Regions from separate parts of the Homo sapiens genome. Here region 1 is linked to region 2. A link is a loop called in an ENCODE intact Hi-C map of the cell type or tissue named here. Cell type or tissue: heart right ventricle. All regions are shown on one strand. Each heading gives the region's core, and the rest is flanking DNA. Links, peaks and the distances in the headings are about the cores only.

The links. Hi-C counts contacts between places; a loop is a spot of excess contacts. Peaks named below come from ENCODE experiments on the same cell type or tissue, not always from the same donor. Only the 100,000 strongest peaks of a DNase experiment are listed, where the experiment ranks them.
Region 1: it touches region 2 in a loop (2.1-fold over the local background); 5 of 110 quality-filtered maps call a loop at or near these places.

The regions. Positions count from the first base shown.
Region 1 is chr15:62,997,902-63,003,279 of GRCh38, reverse strand. No RefSeq gene overlaps it. Among named protein-coding and RNA genes, the nearest start is that of TPM1, 42 kb to the left of the region's middle. In heart right ventricle, for the core only: no CTCF peak of the experiment used is centred there; a DNase peak (open chromatin) is centred at 2,356; H3K27ac peaks cover 3,439 bases.
Region 2 is chr15:62,937,824-62,943,201 of GRCh38, reverse strand. No RefSeq gene overlaps it. Among named protein-coding and RNA genes, the nearest start is that of TPM1, 100 kb to the left of the region's middle. In heart right ventricle, for the core only: no CTCF peak of the experiment used is centred there; a DNase peak (open chromatin) is centred at 2,221; H3K27ac peaks cover 3,774 bases.

The DNA of each region.
Region 1 (5,378 bases), core at 178-5,177, 60 kb before region 2:
GAAATCTTACTCCTTTCTGCAAAAGCAGGTGAACACCAATTTCCAGACAGGATTCAGGCCAAACCTCTACATTTCCAGACTTCCAGGGGGCAGACTGGAAAATGACATCTATTAAAAATCCTGCGCTCATGCCTGTAATCCCAGCACTTTGGGAGGCCAAGGTGGGTGGATCGCCTGAGGTCAGGAGTTCAAGACCAGCCTGGCCAACATGGTGAAACCCCGTCTGTACTAAAAAATCCAAAAATTAGCCAGGCATGGTGGTGGGGGCCCGTAGTTCCAACTACTTGGGAGGCCGAGGCAGGAGAAGTGCTTGAATGCGGTAGGCAGAGGTTGCAGTGAGCCGAGATCGTACCATTGCACTCCAGCCTGGGTGACAGAGTGAGACTCTGTCTCAAAAATAAATAAATAAATAAATAAATAAATAAATAAATAAATAAATAAATCTTGGGCTCTGATTTAAAGTGGTCCCCAGTGGGGTGTCATTGCACTGTGGCGGTGTTTTGGATGGGGGCATGATGTGGCAGGAATGTGGCTTTCTGGCTCTCTCTGGCCCAGCAATGGTGGGAGCTTTTTTGGAACACCCCTAAAAACCAGGGTAAGTATCTTCCCTCTAGCCATAGCAGGCAGACCACGGTTTGAAATGCTCCAGCCAGTTAAAGAAGTAGCATTGGGGTGCAGACCCCAAAGGTGTCTCCACAAAGACTTGCTGAATGCCTACCGTATGTGGTTCTACACAGATGAAGATGACTAGGATATAGCTTGAACCCAGGAGGTGGAGGTTGCGGTGAGCCAAGCCCACGCCATTGCTCTCCAGCCTGGGCAACAAGAGAAAAACTCCGTTTCAAAAAAAAAAAAAATGCTATTTGAGAGATAGTCTTGTTCAGCCCTTCTAAAACTCTTCTGTTCACTTGCCCTAGTTTTAAGGGTTCCCATCTGGTATCTTAGTCTTGGGATGTCCCTGTGCTGTGGAGTTGTCTGTGGGACAGTAACCATATTTATGTTACTCTTTACTATTTTGCTATATAATATTCTATTGTTATTAAGTTATAGTTTATAATTTCCATGATTATTCTTCCTTTTACCCATTAATTATTTAGAGGGGCATTCAGAAATTTTCTTAACACATGGGTTGTGTGGAAATGTTTTGGTTACTGACGTTATAATTTTATTGCACTGAGGTTTGTGAATATGATCTGTATAATATCAATTCTTTGATGCCTTTTGGTATTTTCTTTGTGGCCTAGGGTACATGGTTAGTTCTTGTAAGTATGTACTTGAATAGCTGTTTATTCTTTATTTTTGAGGTGCAAGTTTTCATAAATAACTGTGGTTCGACTCTGCTGTATCCTTCACAATTTTTTGGTCTGATTCAATGCTTTCTGAGAGAAGTGATTAAAATCTACCACTTTGATTATTCATTGTCAATAATATCTTTTTGTCGGTTTTTGCTTTATATATTTCGAAGTTGTGTTGTAAGGTTACACAGGTTCAGGTTAACTATATTTTTTTTTTTGGTGAATTGTTCTTTATCAAGACCTTTTTATTGCCAAGTTTTTGTCTTAAGGCTTATTTTGTTTCAAATTAATATTGTCAAGATCAACTTCTTTTAGTTAGTATTACCTGGAATATTTTTTCTTAATCTTTTGGTTTTGATCCTTTCCTGTTTTTGGTTTTAAATGTGTCTTTTAGAATAGCTTTTAGCTGGATTGCAGTGCCTAGACCACTGCCTAGTATGCATAGTAGGTGCTTAATAATTATTTGTTGAATGAATGAATGAAAAAATTAAATCTAATCTGAAAATTTATCCTTTAACAGATGAGTTTAATCTGTTATAATTCTTGTGATTATTGATATTTGACCGACTTCTACCACTTTTTGTTTTCTAAATACATGTTTTATATTTCCTTCTCTTTTTATTTTCCTGCTTTATTGACTTCTACTGGATTAGTCGAATAGGTTTTATTTCATTTCCCCTTCTACTATATTGAAAGTGATTCCTTTTCTGTTGTTGAGAAGTGATTGAGTTCTCAATCACTTCCTATCTCTGTGCTACCAAGAAGAAAATAGAGAAAAGAAATAATAACAGCTATTTATTGTATATCTTGGTCAACATTTGGAATAAAGGACATTTGCTAACTATGCCCTTTGATCAGCACAATAACCCTGTAAATTCAATGTTAGAATGCCCATTTTACAGATAAGAACTTCGAGATTCAGATAGTTTAAGTGACCTGTCCAAGGCCCTACAGCCAGTGACCAGCAGATCTGGGGATGAAACTTGTTCTCTGTGATTTCACAGTATGCGTTTCCTGCTGCCAGCCACACTGCTGATGCAAAGGCCAACCCCAGATTGCTGTAGGACAGTTATCACAGTATTTCTTAGTTCCCACAGCCATATTCTGGTCACCAGACCTTGTTATCTCCGTGTCCTTGTGATAATTCAGAAATGGAAATGAATGAACACAGGCCTGGGGTACAAGTTCTGGGCACAAGAGAGCCATGAGCTGAGAAGTAAACAGAACCCTTAAAGCCCTCCAAAATTAAATTGGTCATAATCTGAATGAATTCTGTCAACTCTTTTTAATAACATCTCCAAATCAGCCACTTACTGTGTTGGGAATGCATTCTCTTCTCCCATTTGATACTTAGCTGGAGCCCGTTAATAAGCAGACAAAAAGAACTGTAATTCTTGCTACTATCTCTGCAAATTGATTTTCAGCTATTTGTTCTTTCTTCAAACAGCTTCCAATCTGCTTTGATTGTCTCCCTCTGGAAAGGGTCTGACGGCCCAGATTAGAGAGGGGGAGGAACATAGGGCCACATGGTCACTGGCTATAGGAGAGCAAGGACAGAAGCTTCTGAAGCTGTATTAATATTCAGTGTCAGTCGCAGGATGGATGGGAGAGGGAACAAGCTTCGGGAGCCTTTGATGAGGTCACCCACAGAGGAGGCAGGTGCTATGAATAAGATTACCCACAATCCCACAAGCTCCCGATGAATTCCCATTGCAGTAAACAATGTCCAGTGGAATGGTAATCCTGGGGTTGGATGTCCTGCTGATTTTGCAGGGGTACAGGTGCATCTTTGTCTGAAAGGGCGGTGTTCCTTTCTAGGATGAGAGTATGAAAGAATGTGACCAAATTTCTGAAATTCCATTCAGGGACTGCAGCCATGCCCAGTAACTGCACCCGCAAGCGTGTCTGCGAGGCGTGCAGCCCGGGCTGGCCAGAGGGCCTCACTGGGCCCTGTTCAGGATTTCATCTCTAGTGGAGGCACATGCGTCAACTCGCCCTTGAGAGGCACTTTTCAAAGTGGGTACCATCTGAATCCAAGCCAGTTGGTGGGGGTACAGGGTTGGTTGTGCCTGTTAAAATGTGGATCTGGGGCCCCACCCTAGACTTACTGAGTCAGAATCTAATAGGAGGATGCCAGGAATCTACATTTCCAATAAGTGGCTGGGGTGATTTTGGTACCAAGTCTAACTTGTTCTTCAGGGACTCTCTGCAGGTGCCGGCAGCCTCCTGTTGGGTGGCTGGGCTGGTGCGAGGGGGCACATACTGTTAGAGTAGATGAATAGTTAGACATAAACAAAAAAGAGAGCCCCTGGGGAGGAAGTTTTGGAAAATGTTATGTTCCAGAGACTACTTAAAACATGTATGTTAAATATAAACAGAGAGGAGGGAAAATGCCAATGCAGAAAAAGTGCCCCCAAACGCTCCTTAAGACGTCTTGTAATTTTGTAGTTAACCTGTCAAAATGTAGCTAGCTATGTATTAATAGAAAGGTAAAAAGGGCAAAGAAAATATTCCTAAGAAATCCACAGGCACAGTAAGTACAGTTGTAACCCCCCTGTGACCCTTCTGTGGTGGCGGTACATGAGCAAGGCCACCATTAGGTAAGGTTCGTATTGATTACCTGGCCCTGCACAAGTGTATCAATGACAGTGAGGGAAATTCCACAAACCTAGGTGAAAACTAGGAGGGAGCAAAAGTGGAGACTTAAAACAAAAGCAGAAAACTAAACAAAGAAAAAGGTGGAGTGTTAAGATGGAGGCAGGAGCTTAAAGAAACAGTCTGGCATAATAAAAACTGCAATACAAAAGTATCAGGGCTGCTCCCAGCCGGAAGAGCCCAGTCCTCTCTTGGAGTTTACTCTTATTTCCTTTTGCTTACTTTACTAATTGGTCTCTTAGCCAAATTCTTTCCTCCAGAAGGACTAAAAACCGAAGACTCCACACTTCCCAGTAACAATAGGAAGTGACAGAAGGGCCCTGGATGAGGAATCCTGACCCCAGCTTTCTCCTTAGCTTGCTCTGTGACTTTGAGCACGTCATGTTGTCACCGTGGGCCTCATTTTCTGGTCTGTTAAGTAAGTGCCACCCAGAGCTTCTTAGTAGAGGAACAGGACCAGAATTAATGGCCCAACTCTCTGTTTTGGACATAAGAGTCTGAGGTGGGAGTAGAACTTCTGACTGGAGGTAATAATTACAGCTCGTTTTCATCGCATGCTTACTGTGTGCCAGGCACTGCTGTAGAGATTTAGGCATGAGTATTTTTCTTTCATCACAGCCCCATGAGGTTGCACTTTCATATTATCAGTTTACAGATAAAGAACATGAGGCGAAGAATAGTTAAGGTCATAGCTAGTAAGAGGTGGAACAGGATTCCAAACGCAGACACTCAGACACCAGAACTTTCGCTGTTACAATAAAGATCTACTATATCTCTCCATCGTAAATGTCCTGCTGGCAATTGGAAATACCTGAAACAGCTAAGAGGCTTGCTCATCAGGCAGATGTGGCAGTCATCAAAATAGAGGTGACAGGTGGAAAGCCAGAGAGATATTTAAAGAGTGTGGAGTTGCAGCACCAGTAAATACCTGTTGACTTAACCAGCCCAGGGTAACAGCCCTTTGAACTTCTGTATGGTTGTAAAAATGTGACTTTGTTGAGGGGAGTTTAAAGCATGATTGCAGGTAGGTGTAGAAATCTTGGGTGAGGGGAAGGGGACATTTGCTAGCACCCTGCCCCCACCTGCCCAGCATGCTCTAGAGGTAATGGCCCTTTCCTTTATAGAGATTTAGGGCCGGAAATAGGTCCCTGCTCATTGTTTCAGAGCTCTGAAGACACGTTTGGGAAGTTACAAAGCAACCATGATGCCATACTTCCTTCACCGTAGAGACTTGTCCAGTAGATGACACTGGGTGTAATTTGGTCTCAGGCAGAACTGGGCCAGAATTTGATAGTGGGTAAAGCAGGTCCTTGCAGAAGGCTAAATTACAGGGGGTAATGCCTCCTTGCTAGTCCTCCTGGACTAGCAAGGGGCTGGATTTTCCATGGAAGGGAATGACCTTGTTGGTGGCAGATGCCATTCTATGGC
Region 2 (5,378 bases), core at 53-5,052:
TATTACAACCTCTCCCCTTAGGCTGGGAGACTTGCCTCCCACTCAGCCTGCTAGCACCTTCTCTCTCTCCATCAGTAATGTACTTCATTGTACTCTAACTCATGTGTGTTCTTTCAAATTTTTGATTCCTGGGAGGTTTAGGATCTTCCTTTTTGCATCATTTTACCCCCACTCCCTATGACAGTGGTGCACATAGGACATGCATGCAATACACAAATGGCTGTTGAATGAACAGTGGCTGATGAGGATTCCATGAGGTCTGAATCAACTTTCCAAGGCCACGCAACATAGTGCTCCCCACACCCCTCCCGGTGCTCCTTCTGCCATACCACAAGACTCCTGGGGTGCCCTGAGGCTTTCCTTGGGGGGATGGGTGTGACTCCCCATTGTCCCTGGAGGAATTTAATTTAATAGATGAGACAAATTGAGTGGCGGGAGGGGTGGAGGTAGGGAAGATGCTCATAGAGGCGGCAGCTTGCTTAAGGTTACACTGTGCTCGTTGAACTTGGGAGTCCACTTGCAGCGTCTGGCTCTGCACCGACGTAAATGTACACGGATACTTCACTGGGCCCAGCTGTATCTCTTCTCCATGGAAGATCCTCTTTCACCCAAAGCACTTCATCAATATTACAACCAGAGAAGGGGGGCCAGTCTGGGCTTTCCTGTGGCCTATGGTGTAGATTGGGGCTTTGACGTAATTTGGGAGCAAACTTGGGGACCCCTTCAGGCATCGTAGGCATCCTGCCCTGGGCTGGCTTGCCAAAGCTTGGAGGTTAGGAAGGAGGATGGGCAGACTCTCCCTGTATGTTTCCCTATCCTGTAGTGAGAAAGACTCACAGATATACACAAGGACAGGCCACCGTTGAAAATGAAATACACCATTTCCCTGCCTAATAGAACTGGCAGCTTTCCTTTCTTTCTCCTCTGTCTTCCTGTAGGTGATCAAGCATCAAACTTTCTGTATACACTGTAAAGTGCTTCTTCCAATAATCTTTGCAGCCTAGACTTACAGTTTGTCCTTCCCAGGTCTGTTTCCTTATAAATATTCCAAGGTGAGGCTGCCAGTGGGTGATTTATTTACAAGAGGTATCACTTCTTGCGGCTGTGCATGGTGTCCAAGCAAATGGCTTACTGCAGCTCTCACCAAACTCAGCTTTGTTATCTACTTTAGATGAGACCAGGTGATTCACTCTCTCTCTAATTTCAACTCTTGGTGAGCTAAAATGATTTCTGCTTTAAAAATGTCCAGAATGTGAAAAATAAAATGAAAAACTACAGAAACAACAAGCCTTGTTATTCAGATAGAGAGGGAGACAGAGACAGAGACTACTCATCTTATCTGAATGCTGTCACAGGGAAAGCACACCCTGACAGTCCACAGCCCTGGAGCCTCCTCAAAGTTTCCCACCCAAAGAGGAAGCCCTACAAAAGAAATGGAAGAGAACCCCCTGTACCCTGCCAGGTCTGTCTTACCAAAGGAATGTATCATTCAATACCCTTCCAGGCTTCCCCATTCCCTCCCAGTAGTTCTAAACCTCTTGGGGGCCAAGGACTCCTTTAAGATTTCCCAGAAAAATATGCATGTCCACAAATGCCTAAGATTTCAGGAGGTGCAGGGGAGTGAAGGGAAGCAGGTGCTGTGGGGTCCAGAGGGGAAGCATCTTAGGGGGTTGCAGGGTTGGAGGACAGGCTGTGTGGACGGGGCCAGGGCTAGGACCCTGGGTTGGATGTGGCTACAGGGAGGAAACGAGAGGGCATTTTAGGCAGGAATGAGGCCAAAGGTAGAGGAGCTGAGATGCAGCTGGCTTGCCTGCAGAGCCACAGTGAAGGGAACAGAGCTAATGCTTATTGACCACCTACTATGTCCCAGCCACTATGATATGTGCCAAAGGGCTATAAACAGGCGTGCTCCCTCGCCCGAAGGAACACAGTCTCATGGGCCAGGCAGCCAAGGACTGGGGCAGGATTAACCATGATACGGTCAGAATGAGCAGCAGTCCCTCTCAGCAGGGAGTAAAGCCCTGAGGCTGCAGATGGGAGCTGGTGACCCCTGACAGTCTTCATCACCAGGGCAGGCCTTGATGGCAGGGGTGGGACAGGCCGGGCCTTTCAGTGTGTCCTTGGCTGCCTCTCTCCAGTTAGGGGCTGGACGCTGGGCTCAAGTGGGCGATGTTCCAGGGCTTTCAGTGGTCCAGAGATCCCAGCTGGTTCCAGCTCCTCAGAGCAGACATAAAGCGGGTCATTTCTTGCTTTCTGGCGTGGTGACTCAGCTGACAAAAATAACTCACGCTAGCAACAGCTCTTTCTGCATCTTGTGGGCTGGGAACGGGTACTAGGAAGGACAAAAACTGCTAAGCAGTGAAACATGAGGACTCCTCCATCTGACTCAGCCACAGAAACACACAGAGAGACAGACACAGACAGAATGACAGCAAGAGACAGAGAGAGAAGCAGAGACAGAGACATAGAGAGACAGTCAGACACCCACACAGATGTGTTCTGAGAAACTGAGTGGGGCTGCTTCTGACACTGAAGCCAAGGCACTCCTCATTTCTGGACTCAGCAGCTGGGGAAGTCACAGGGCTCAACTACCAGGGAAAACAGTTTACAGGTCCCAGGACTTAACAATGCTTTCCCAGGTGTACAGAGCACAGCCTCCAGGGTTGTGCAACCCCCTGCAAATGGACTTCTCCCAAAGCAAGTTCATGTGGCAGCTCCCAGCTCTTGCAGACTCCTGCAGCCCTCTTTACTCGGCTTGAGTGTGGTCCTTTGCATTCTGCTCCCAGGAACCTTTTGTTTTGGTCCCTGGGCACAGGGTCTGAACGTGTACCTAGGATAACTTACCACATGCCTCTCTCCAAAGACTGCCTTGTTCTGTGAGTTGGAATTTGCTGATGAGGAGGGATGCCATCTGTCTTTCCCACTTATCCACACCCAGTCCACCCGCCAAAGCTCATTGCATCCCCCTTTTCTCATTTAGAGTCAGACAAGGAAGTTCATATTTTCAAATGGGTCTGGCGCCATGCTGGGTGTAGGCAACATCATTTCCCTCCACCTAGACAATAATCCAAGATAGGTATTATTTAACATGTGAGAAAACTGAACTTAAAGAGAACAAATGAGGCCGGGCACGGTGGCTCATGCCTGTAATCCCAGCACTTTGGGAGGCTGAGGAGGGCACAGCAGATCGCTTGAGCTCAGGAGTTTGAGACCAGCCTGGCCAATGTGGCAAAAAATACAAAAAATTATCTGGGCGTGGTGGTGCATGCCTGTAGTCCCAGCTAATTGGGAGGCTGAGGTGGGAGGATTGCTTGAGCCTGGGAGGTGGAGGGTTGCAGTGAGCTGAGATCGCACCACTGCACTCCAGCCTGGGTGACAGAGGGAGACCCTGTCTCAAACACAACAACAACAAAGAGGATAAATGATTTGCCCAAGACCACACCACTGGTTAGAGTGGAGCTGGAATTTGGGCCCAATGCAGTATAGTACCACATCCCATGGGATGCCTCCTGTGGTACTGTACAGCATCCCATGCTTGCAGCTGCCATTGTATCCCATCCCTGCCTGTGTGCCTCTCTCTGAGTTTGACATGCTGCTCAGAGCATGGACAACTCATCTGAAAACGAAAATTATATCATTGGAAGGTCTCTTGTCCTATATAATTGGGACTAGTAGTTGGTTGGTTAACCAAAAAATTTGATCAAGGTGAGAAATCATAAAACAGGACACATACAGCCTTATTTTGATGTGGATCAAAGGCCTTTTCTCAAAGAAACTGGTGAAGAAAATTCTACTTTTCTGTTTTGCGTAAGCTACACTAATAATTTCCAGTGTCTGTTTTAATGAAGAAGAGAGAACCCAAGGTACTCTTGAAGCAATTCGAGTGCAGAATCCTTCTAGATTTATACAAACTTTCTCTTTTTTTTTTTACCGTTATCTCGTCCACACCTCATTCAACAAGTTTCTTAGTGATTCACTTTTATCAAGTCTTTCCTAAAGCAATGTGTTTGACATAAAAAGCAACAATTTCTTTTGTTCCACACTCTTCTTTCTCGGTTTATGTTCCTTTTGGTTAAATTGCATAATCATGGTGTCAAGTGTAAGTGGCAAGGCATAAATAGATTTGGGAACATGAATAATTGATTCTTGGTAAATGTTCTACTCATTTGGAGAGCAGAAGTGTGGAGGCGTATTATAGATAAGCTGCTAGCTGGGAGCATCAACTGCTGTATTTGGGGCAGAGAATGGAAGCTGGTTAACCTGGCCAGTTATGGGGAATGTGGTTAAGAGGCTTTGCGCAGGACCTGATGGAAGGGTTGGGGTGAGAGCCAATGGAGATGGCAGGTGAAAGGATTGAGTAAAGTGGTGTCTTGTATATAAGCCATCTTCATGATTTTGAAGCCTTCCCTGATGCTGCAGCACACATGGTCCCCTCCTCCCATGAACCTTCTTCCCTAGGGAACGTTAGAGAGCCCCCAACCAGCAGCCAGGAGACCCAGATCTAATCCCAGCTCTGCCACTTTCTACCTCTGTGAGTTTGGGCAAAAGGCTTAATCTCATCAATCGGGTTTTCTTCTCTGTACACTGAAGGAATTGGGTAAAATTGTCTGGAAAGGCTCTTCTGGCCCTGTTCTAAGTATCCCAGGGCCAGGTTTCTTACTAACTCCACTCTTCTCTTTGGGGTTCTCAGTCACCCCCAGGGCTCTAGAATACTCCCTGTCTGATACGGTTTGGCTGTGTCCTCACCCAAATCTCATTTTGAATTCTAGCTCCCATAATTCCCATGTGTCACGGGAGGGACCCAGTGCGAGGTAATTGAATCATGGGGGCAGGTTCCTGTGCTGTTCCTGTGATAGTGAATAAGTCTCACGAGATCTGATGGTTTTAGAAATGGGAGTTCCCCTGCACACGCTATCTTTGCCTGCCACCATGTATGTTGTGACTTTGCTCCTCATTCGGCTTCTGCCATAATTTGAGGCCTCCACAGCCATGTGGAACTGTGAGTCAACTAAACCTCTTTGCTTTATAAATTACCCAGTCTAAGGCATGTCCTTATTAGCAGCGTGAGAACAGACTAATACACCATCCCAAACCGTATCAACAGCCTCACCTGTGTGCTGTGCTGTGCTGTGCTGAGCAGCAGGAAAGCACCATGTTTTTGGTGCCCTTTAAGTGGGATGGCCTGACCTCTCATGGATGACCAGGTGAGAATTTTTAGACCCATCAAATACCAAACCATATTATCAAACAAAGATTATTAAAACTATGTGGCTTTGGAGCAAAATGGACCTCTTATAAGAATATAGTATATGATAAAGGAAGCATCACAAAACAGTGGGAAAGGAGATAATATTTGGTATGGGAAAAGTTGGATAATA